Regions from separate parts of the Homo sapiens genome. Here region 2 is linked to region 1. Evidence: read pairs that join two places in POLR2A ChIA-PET (ENCODE). Cell type or tissue: CD4-positive, alpha-beta T cell. All regions are shown on one strand. Each heading gives the region's core, and the rest is flanking DNA. Links, peaks and the distances in the headings are about the cores only.

The links. ChIA-PET counts read pairs that join two places held together with the same protein. Peaks named below come from ENCODE experiments on the same cell type or tissue, not always from the same donor. Only the 100,000 strongest peaks of a DNase experiment are listed, where the experiment ranks them.
Region 2: POLR2A ChIA-PET joins it to region 1 with 20 read pairs; 14 of 35 experiments call an interaction of 5 or more read pairs at or near these places.

Annotation. Positions count from the first base shown.
Region 1 is chr1:174,797,741-174,803,123 of GRCh38, reverse strand. The region is part of intron 18 of RABGAP1L (RAB GTPase activating protein 1 like); the gene reads right to left. Among named protein-coding and RNA genes, the nearest start is that of RABGAP1L-AS1, 150 kb to the left of the region's middle. In CD4-positive, alpha-beta T cell, for the core only: no CTCF peak of the experiment used is centred there; DNase peaks (open chromatin) are centred at 2,763 and 3,353; H3K4me3 peaks cover 1,933 bases; H3K27ac peaks cover 1,406 bases.
Region 2 is chr1:174,961,626-174,967,008 of GRCh38, reverse strand. The region is part of intron 20 of RABGAP1L (RAB GTPase activating protein 1 like); the gene reads right to left. Among named protein-coding and RNA genes, the nearest start is that of RABGAP1L-AS1, 10 kb to the right of the region's middle. In CD4-positive, alpha-beta T cell, for the core only: no CTCF peak of the experiment used is centred there; DNase peaks (open chromatin) are centred at 1,238, 1,738, 2,298 and 3,318; H3K4me3 peaks cover 2,477 bases; H3K27ac peaks cover 2,833 bases.

The sequences.
Region 1 (5,383 bases), core at 270-5,269:
TATCTTGGTAAATCTTCATTTATTTGATTTTTTTGAAAAATGACTGGTTTTATGATGAAAAAAAAATAATGGGATCTTAAAAGTAAAATAAAGTACTTGTATGTGCTTAACCCACAAGCATTCATGTTTGAAACATGACTAAAAAGGTAAAGAGATGTTTTACACTTTAGTACTTCCTCTTGACTAGAAATGAAAAGATTGCAATACTGCATGTGGCAGGATTCCTCTTAGGAGTGTCCTGTGCAGATTAGCCATTGATCCCACATCATTAGCCAGTTCAATAACACAAGGCTGAACAATTTCCCCCTGGTACACATGCTAAACTTTGAGCAGTAACTTACTGAATAGCAGAGCCCAACTAACAGCCATATTGCTAATTAAAGAACTTGTAATTTCCCAAAATGTAGAGTACCCTCGTATTACCAATAATTTTTCAAGTGCAACTGTGTAAAACAAAGCCAGAGATTTTCAAGTGGCCCCCAAGATAAATCAGCGTATGCTTTTCTTTTTCTTTTTGAGATGGAGTTTAGCTCTTATTGCCCAGGCTGGAGTGCAATGGCACGATCTCAGCTCACCGCAATCTCTGCCTCCCGGATTCAAGCAATTCTCCTGTCTCAGCCTCCCAAATAACTGGGATTAAAGGCACGTGCCACCACGCCCGGCTAATTTTGTATTTTTAGTAGAGATGGGGTTTCTCCATTGTTGGTCAGGCTGGTCTCAAACTCCCAACCTCAGGTGATCTGCCCGCCTCAGCCTCCCAAAGTGCTGGGTATACAGGCTTGAGCCACTGCATCTGGCCTAGCATATGCTTTTCACACATAATGCAGGTGGCATTATTACTTAGGCTCTAACTGATAGAGCCTAAGTAAGGTCTCAAGACCACCTGAGAGATGCACTACTTCAGATGCCTAATTTGGCAACCAACCAGAGTTGGTACAATTGCAATACACAGATATACATGACCTCCAAAGAGCTCAAGCTTGAGAACCCAACTCCCTGTGGATTTTATTGCTAATTAATTTTTTCAGACTAGAGGCAGTTTAAATTCATCCCTAATGCAGAGTTGAGTATGCAAAATATTCTTAATTACCAATTTATGTTTTCCTTCAAAACACTGAAAATGTAAATGCCAAAGAGAGGTGGCACCAAATTACTGGAAAGTTACCATTGGAAGCCTTTGAGTCACAAAGTTGAGTAGTCTTTAGGATGCAGAAATATATTAGACCAAGCCTGATTCCTCAGAGATGTAGAGAATTTGTTGAAATATAGTTTAGCACTTCACAATATCAAAACTCCTGAAATAAAATGCTTCTCATTTCACTTACAAAACAAAACAAAACAAAACAAAACTCCTTTCTAAATAGAATCATGAATCCTTAGTTTTCTCCTTTAAGAAAAAGATGAGGTTCAGGGAAGTAATGACTTCACCTGGACATTAAAACACATGTCTTCAGCTCTTTTTATTTCTTCTTTAAATGACAAAGGAACTACATTTCTCAAAAATATCCCCCCTATAATTGTATGCTAGTCACTGCATCAAACTTTGTTTTGGAATGACAAATAGACTTTCCTTAGGATGGGAAATTTCTTATTTACATGGCTATCTAACATGTCTGTTATGATTGTACAGAAGAGATTATATTTGCATGTAAATACATACATAAAGACTGAACTAGTAATTGTAAAGATAAGTATAAATAGAGATGAATTATAGTGAAGGGAGATATAGGAGAGAAAAGAGTTAAATTCAGTCATGTAAATACTGTACTGAAAAGACTCTAATATGAGAGAACCATAGTGAGGAAATAGTCTAAAATGGTATTAAACTCCATTCTATAAAACAGACAAGGCTAAATTATTCTTATTCCATTACCACATAATGGTATAGGACTACTGTAAACCAATTACCTTATAGAATAGTTGCTAGGTATAGTTCTCAAGCCTGCAACAGCGATTGTGGGTATTTAATTTTAACCCTTGGTAGGAAATGAGGAAGGGTGATTTTTCTCTTATTCAGGAAATCAAATAACAAGCAAGTCAGACTTCCCAGATTCACAGCACAGAAGCCAGCAGCTTTAAGCTGTTTCACAGATAAACAGTTCAATCATTCTAGGAGAGAAACCTAAAATTTCCTACCAAAGTATTTTTAGGTGGTAAAATTCTCTATCAAAAAACAAAACAAAACAACAATCAAATTGGCAATCTAATGGGGAGGTTAGAAAGCAAACCACACACAGTCTAGATAAGTTGCTATGTCTGTTGTAAAATTTAACCCTTTGGAGATATACATAACAGAATGCCTACATCAAGCACTTGGGTATTCTGCTTTATTGCTGAGCCTAGCCAGGCAGAAAACCATTTTTTTGCTGCCACAGAGATAATGCCACTAATGTGACCCTGGGCTCTGAGAAAAGAGCCATGATCTCCTCTAACCAATTAAGGGGTGGTGTGGACCAGGCTCCAAATGAGCTGCACAACAGTGGCCACTCAGCATTTCCTTCTCGGCAGAATGGGGAGAAGGAGAAGAAAACCAGAGACAACAAGCCTCTTTCAGAGATACAAGGAATTTTCACAGAGGATAGCAGATTCCCTACAAATGAAGTTCAATGAAAAACAATCTCACCGCCAGAAGCCGAGGCACAAACAGACGATGCCCCATCCCCAGAAGTTCCAGCACTCGACACGCATACTCATTCACCAGCTTGCTCCTCTCGTCGTGCATGTCCTGGGACTTTTTGACAGGAGGTGTGAGCTTAGCAGCTGGGGCTGGGCAGGGCACCCCTTCTTCCATGAGCACTAAGTAGGTATCCAGAATGAGAAAGATGGATCTCTTATCCACAATATTAAGAACTGCGGTGGGAGGGGAGCCAGGTTTAGGTCTCCCTGGGAGGACGTACAAGCCAGTCTGTGGTGGGAATTGTCAGCTAATGTCTCCACAAGAAAAACATTTTGGCTAAATTATCCACTGCGAGAACCCCAAAGTAGACTGGAAAATGAAAATGAAATCAAGTACTGATCTAAATAAAAAACGGCAAAAGCAATCGAATGCGAGAAAATGGCCAAGAGTGATGCAGGAGAGTTCAGATACATGTGTAAAAACGGACAAGCTGCTTAGAAGGGTCTAGCATGTGAGAATGTGTGAGAGTGTGTGTGTGTGTGTGTGTGTGTGTGTGTGTGTGTGTGTGTGTGTGTGCGAGAAAGGGTGTGTGTGCGTGTCTATGTGTGAGAAGACAGCAGCAGCAGTAGCCAGGAAGCCAGGGCAGTTGTGAAGCTGCAAGGAGAAAACGATGAGCTCATTGCAATCCTCGATTCGTGACAAGCAGCGCTGTTGTTGCTGCTGCTGCTGCTACTGCTGCTGCTGCTGCCTCTCGCTGTGAATCAGTAATGAAGGGGTAGGGAAGGAAGGGGAGGGAAGAGGAGGAGGTAGGTGAATGAGCATGCAGAGTGTGTCTCAGGGGAGAATGCTGTAATAAGAAGCCAATGGCGAGCCATTGGACAGATGCGCTTCCCCCTCCCAGTCTACCTTCAATCAGTGTTAGTCTGACAGCTTATGCTGTTGAATCCTAAGCCACAGAGAGATGAACTAGCTTTTCCTAACATGTGACGCTCACAGAAAAAAATCAGACAGCCAGTCATCTGAACAGCTGACCTTTATTCACTCTTGCTTTCTAACAACGAGAATAGATCTTATACTTGGATTTAAAGTGGGATGTTCCAATCCTTATTAGATGACTGAAACCGCTACAGAAGAGAGGTATTAGGGTAAAATGATAGAGTATGGACAGAAGAGCCAAAGACCAAGCAACCAAGAAATGACACACCCTCAAGTTGAAGTGTTTATGCAATAATAATGACTCTTTGCAATGCAAATACAAGAAGCATTTCAGGATTCTGGGAAGGCTGGCCATGATTAAAAGGAAGATTTTTGTAAACAAGCAATATGATAAATAATAAAAACCTAACACGTATTAAGAGTATACATTTAAAGAACTATTAGAATTGAAATTCTCAAAGCAAAAATAACTTTTGTATGCCACAGACCTTGATAAACACTCAGCTAATAGTTGAAAACATTGTTCTGATAAATCTCTGGTCAAATTAATCCTTCCCCAGTAATATAAAAATTATCCATAGTTCAAAATTTTACAATCTTAGTGCTAATGTGTTATATTAGTTTACTTGTTGTGAATAAATAATCAGTTGTAGCCAAATGAAGGCAAAATGACCAAATCACCATAGGGACAGTCTCTTAACTTTATCCTAACAATTAACTAATCCATATTCAGCATCTTGATTCTGTGGTTCTGTAGTTGCTCTCTTAAGTACCAGGCTGGTTTCTCCATACAAATTATAGCATGGTACAAAGAGAAACAAGGCTAAGAGAGCCAGAGCATGTATTTTGTGAGTCTTAGTTTTCTACTCTGACAAATAAGAGTTACATATCTACAAATAACCAAATAGAAACATATTTATTGATGTATGTCTGTAGGCCTAAATAAATAGATTAATTATGAAAATGAGCTTAAAGAAATAGGAAGGGAGATTCTGCCTCCCTTAACAATATATTATTTGGTTTTGTTTTTCCAAAATCTCAGAAAAACAAGAATTTTAAGAAATTTAACATTTAAGTATTATTTAACAAGTTATTTTAAATGAAATATTTATATATTGCTGTCAAGCCTTTTATCTCTTCCAAAAATGATTTCTTTTTTTTTTTGTTTGAAACGGATTGTCGCTCTGTCACCCAGGCTGGAGTGCAGTGGCAGCATCTCAGCTGCAAGCTCTGCCTCCCGGGTTCACATCATTCTCCTGTCTCAGCCTCCCGAGTAGCTGGGACTACAAGCGCCCGCCACCACACCCAGCTATTTTTTTTTTTTTTTTTTGTATTTTTAGTAGAGATGGGGTTTCACCGTGTTAGCCAGGATGGTCTCGATCTCCTGACCTTGTGATCCGCCTGCCTCGGCCTCCCAAAGTGCTAAAATGATTTCTTAACAAACTAAATAAAGTAGAGCTAGGAACAGTAGTGTGTGCCTGTATTCCCAGCTACTCCAGAGGCTGAGGTGGGAGGATCCTTTGAGCTCAGGAGTTCCAGGCTCTAATGTGCTACGTTCCTGCCTGTGAACAGCCACTACACTCTAACCTGGGCAACATAGTGGAACCCCATCTCTAAAAACAAAAACAAAAAACTATGCAAAGTAAAGATCTTAATGTAAAATGATCATAAGCATAGAATATTACGTATATACAAATAAATTTCAGGTCCTAAAGTTCTGGAGTAAATGTTTGATGTACTGCCTAGGATGAGGATAGGTTCAGCTGGAAGAGGGAGGCCATAAGAAGGAAAAGGTTCTGGGCCTTTCATACTGTATCCCTAAACACACAC
Region 2 (5,383 bases), core at 226-5,225, 160 kb before region 1:
AAAAATGTTTTCAAGTTTTCTACAATGAATATATATTTGTAATAGGATTTAAAAAATAGTTTTATTAAGAAAAAAAGGAATTCAGAATTTTAATTCCATTGGAAGGGATAAGATGCCAAAATGAGAAAAAAAAATTTAAGTCCACTTCTGTTAGAAGGTCATATTCTACACAAAACCATATTGGATCCTCCTTTTTGACCAAGATATAATGTAACCCCTCAGAAGTGGTGCCTTGTGAGGAACTCTTTCCCTAGATGTTCCTGAGAAGACTGTGAATGCTCTTGTAGAGGCAACTTGTACTCATCAGATTCTGTCTGTTCCCCTCAATCTACAGAAGTTACACCCTCCCACAGAAGCATAATAAATGTGGAGACTAAAAAACAAATTTCTAAAAAGCCAGAGCTTCTACAATGAAATCTTTGAATCTTTGCCTAAGCAACACAATTTCTAGCAGGGGCTGGAGAGTTAGCCTTTATTTCTGATATATCTATTACTCCTTTTCATGGAAAAAAAACATATAGGAAACTTAGATTAAAAAAAAAGATTTGAGAAGCTTTTTCAATAAATTTCCTCCCAGCCAGGAAAGAGTAACAATACCAGCACAATTTCAACATGACATATTTCACAATGCAGGCTGCTTAGCCAGGGAAGAGATTTTTCTCATTTCTTGATAAATATCTTCAAGAAACTAAGATAAGACTACTTCAATAGGTATTCCTGAGTTAAGTATCCTATTGCTATTGAAATTGTACTTGTATAACCCCAAAGTACAAAAAGCTCCCTCGACTATTATGTACATTACATTCATTTGGCACAAGTGAAAATGTTGCCACTACCAGTTTTTCAGGTTACAATTACATGCTTAGAATTGAGTTAAAGTAACCTCCAAGTAAAGTCATAGGATGTTCATGGAAAAGTACTTTGTTCAAGTATTTAGAAATCATACCAGGTAGCTACTTCACTGTTGATTAGAGATAAATGTCTGATGGATTATCTGTTATATAAGAAAGAGGTGTGAGTTCAGCTGAAATTCTGACTAGTAACTTCTCATTACAATGACTGTTGCAACTGAAACCCTTCCTTACAGACACACAGCTAAAGGGGCAAGGGCAAGGGTGGGAAAAGATTTGGGAGAAACTGAGTGTCTCAGAGTCCCTGCAAAGCAAAATAGCCTAGAGGGCACGCCTACTGGCTTTTGCTTTAGCAAGAAGCTTCAATTTAGTGTCTGCAAAGCAAGCAGCACAGTGGGAAGTGTCAGACTCCTGCTCTGCACTCACAGACAAGTGGGAAAGCAAGCTACGGGGCCAAAAATGCAGTATCATCCTCCAAAGTATGAACCCAGGGTGAGTGCTACTGAGCACTACAGTGAGACCCTGCTACTGAGATGGAGATTTTCTACAAAGAACTTGCCCACACTTACCTACTGAGGGCTAAACAGAGCTTATATTAACGTGGCTGTCTTTTACAGTTCTTCTCAAGGAGCCAAAACTGTTTTCAATACTGACCAATTCTAGAAAAAGTTTGCCTGTATACTAGAATGGAGAAGAGAGTTTGGTTTTGATGGTCTTGGAAAAGGCAGTAACCCTGCTTGGTTCATTTTGAAATGTTGACAAGGGTTGCCCATGGAAGACAGACTTAAAGTCAGCCCCAATAACCTCAGTCAGCCCAGAGAAATTCACATGCTGTAAGTTTGCACAAGCAGATGTGCTAAATGCTCAAAGCCTGTAAACAAAACAGGCAAACTGGCTCCCTCTTGCCTTTCAGAAAAGATTACAGGAGACACTGCTTACATAACTCTTAAAACTCACATCACACTGTCTGAAACATATACTCCCCATCTCACACAACTGACACCGTTTGAACAAAAAGCAGATAACAACTGTCCTCATAGTTTCACCCCTTATGGATAGGAGATGTACAGCTGGGAAAGTTTGGTTAGTAACTTTTGGGAGGAGGATACTGCATTTTTCAAAGAGACAGACACTGATGTTACAGACATACATAGATTAAAAAAAAAACTTACCTCCTCAAAAGTCATAGACCAACTACTGTTTTCAATCATAGGTACAAAGACAATTAAAAAAAAAGAATATCCAATGAAATTGAACACCTACTAAAATATTTATGAAATGGCAATAACAAAAACAGACACTTCTTAATGCTCTTTTGCTTTTCCTTTGAGTGTCATATAACTCTAAGTTCTCTCTGTGACCGCAAACATTCAATGGAACAAAGATACTTGAGGTAGCCAGTGGGCAAGTCTCAACTCAGGAAGACTCATATCTTCAAACTCCTCCCTCTCCACATTGCTGTTTACAGTTTGCATGAATGACTAAAATGCTGTATGTGGGACTATTAAGGAACTACGGTGTGAGGTGTTGATACTGTGTTGTTAAAGCTGGGTGGAAGGAACTTCCTTATATGACAAGGTCAGAAATCTTGCAAAATAGTTCATCTTCAGACAAAAGAATGAAATTGCTGGGCAGGGCAATGCAAAAGAAAAATGGATCCTGGATCTCATGTGTACCTGGGGGCTGAAGTCTGGGTGAAGCGGTTCAAGGGATTGTGAACGTCATTTATTTCAAGATGAGAAACCAGAGAAATGTGAACTGTTAATTAAAAGTAAAGAAACTAAGCTTTAAAGGAAAAAATGACGAGGAGGGAGGCGGCTTTATAAACCCTAGCTCAATATTTTGGGTGTTGTCTGCTGCTATGATGAATTCTTGGCACATGCTTTTAAAGACTTTTAAGGGTCAGGAGAAAATGTTTTCCTAAAAGACTCAGTGCAAATTTATTAGCAACAACACACTCAACTCTCACATATTTTCTTTTGGATACCTCTTTTAAAAGAGTTGACAGCTATCATATTCAAGTTTTCAAATGCCTACAGATAAAATGTTTAAATATCTATGTTGTCCATAATGAAGATCTGAGAAAGAAAATATGGATATTTGAAGGTTTTGTGCTTCCCTCCTTTACTCATCACATCCAATTTTATCTTTGTAGTGGAAAATTTCAAATTTTTAAATGTCAAACTAAAAACAAAATCTTGTCAGTGATAAATGACAGCTGGCCAAACAGACTGCATTTCTTTCAGCGCTTAAAAAACTATCTTAGGTTATACTCTTGCACAGGGGTCAGCAAACTTCTAGTGTAAATTGCCAGAAAGTAACTATATTAGGCTTTGCAGGTCGCATGGTCTATGTTGAAATTTCTCAACTCTACAAATGTCATACAAAACCAGCCATACACTATAAATAAATAAACAGGTGTGGTTGTGTTCCAATAAAACTTGGTTTACAAAAACTGGCAGTGAGCCAGATTTGGCCTATAAACCACAGTCTGCAGATCCTTGCTCTACTCTAGTACACAAATCAAATTTTCAAAAAGCAGATGCATTCTAGATGATATAGAAACATATTAGTGTCAGGTAATTTTCTCAGTAATACTTAAACAGAAAAGAAAACTTTCTAAAAATTAATGAAAGTTTCTTGAAAACTCTGAAGATCACCAGTAAACATACTAGAAATTCTTAGTGTTCCTAAAGCATATTCTTCCCCCAAGGGTTAAGTATAAGGGACTCTAGCAGACCAGCATTGTTAGAAATCGCCCACTCCTTATTAGCTATATTGCTTGAGAAGCCAAAAGGATTTAGTTTTGCATCTTCACCATCCTATAACAATGAACTCTCTGGATTATCCAAGCTCAAAGAGAAAGTGGAAGACTTCTGAAGTTTATCATTAAGTTATCATAGGCATATATAAACCATCCTTGTGTCTATTACTATTCCTTAAAAGCACATTATTTCATAACATACTATTTCCAAAAGCCAACACAGTTTTTGGGATATGAAAAAATAATAAAATGTAAGTTTATTTGCTATGGCAGAAAAAAAATTTTTTTTTTTTTTGAGACGGAGTCTTGCTCTGTCACCCAGGCAGGAGTCCAGTGGCACGATCTCTGCCCACTGCAACCTCTGCCTCCCAGGTTCAAGAGGTTCTCCTGCCTCAGCCTACTGAGTAGCTGGGACTACAGGTTATGTGCCACCACACCCAGCTAATTTTTGTATTTTTAGTAGAGACAGGGTTTTACCATGTTGGCCAGGTTGGTCTTGAACTCCTGACCTCAAGTGATCCACCTGCCTTGGCCTCCCAAAGTGCTGGGATTACAGGTGTGAGCCACCACACCCAGCCAGAAAAACATTTTTCAAAGATGGATTCACTTATCTTGACTCCCCTGAGTAAGAAAGGGTCCAACAGTTTTTTTAAAAAGTCTACTCCCTCTTTTTTATAGGTAAGAAATGTATACTAATTTAAACTTTTATTTGTCAAGTTTAAAAGAAATGTGAAAATTACTCTAAACTATTGCATTAGATATTTAAGGATGGCAAAAAAGTACAATTAAGCTTTATTTCAAATATTTCATTTGTATTATTTTTACTATGCATAATAGCTTAATTTGAAATTACATGTAGGAGCAATTGCTCTACAAAAACCAGTATGTGCAAGAAAAAACTCTGTGGAAACATAGAGGAATCATTTTCTTTGTTTAAATTACATTTTGATTTTAAAAATTACTTTGTTTAATCTCAAGAATGAGGTTAAACATTCTAAATTTAATTGTACTGAACATGGATAAGACACTTCAATTAGAAATTATGTATTTATAATAATGTCTGTGTCCCAAACCCAAGAGAGTTTAAGCATTCCAGATTCTTTTAGTATTTTCCCATCTAGAACAGGTAACCTTTATTATGCTTTGGGAGATTCACTGAATTTAATTAACTAGCTGTGTGTGTGTGTGGGGGGGGGGTGTATTTTTATTTTTATTTTTTGAGACGGAGTCTCACTCTGTCGCCCAGGCTGGAGCGCAGTGGCGTGATCCTGGCTCACTGTAAACTCCGCCTCTTGGGTTCACACCATTCTCCTGCCTCAGCCTCCCAAGTAGCTGGGACTACAGGTGCCCACCACCACGCCTGGCTAATTTTTTTTTATATTTTTATTTATTTATTTTTTAGTAGAGATGGGGTTTCACCATGTTAGCCAGGATGGTCTCGATTCTCCTGACCTTGTGATCTGCCCACCTCTGCCTCCCAAAGTGCTGGGATTACAGGCGTGAGCTGCTGCACCTGGTCGTTTCTTTTTTTTTTTTTTTTTTTTTTTTGAGACAGAGTCTGGCTCTATTGCCCACGCTGGAGTGCAGTGGCATGATCTTGGCTCACTGCAACCTCCCCCTCCCAGGCTCAAGCGATTCTCATGCCTCAGCCTCTCGAGTAGCTGGGACTACAGGTGCTTGCCAGCACACCCAGCTAATTTTTATATTTTTTAGTAGAAGCAGCATTTCACCATGTTGGCCAGGCTGGTCTGGAACTCCTGACCTCAAG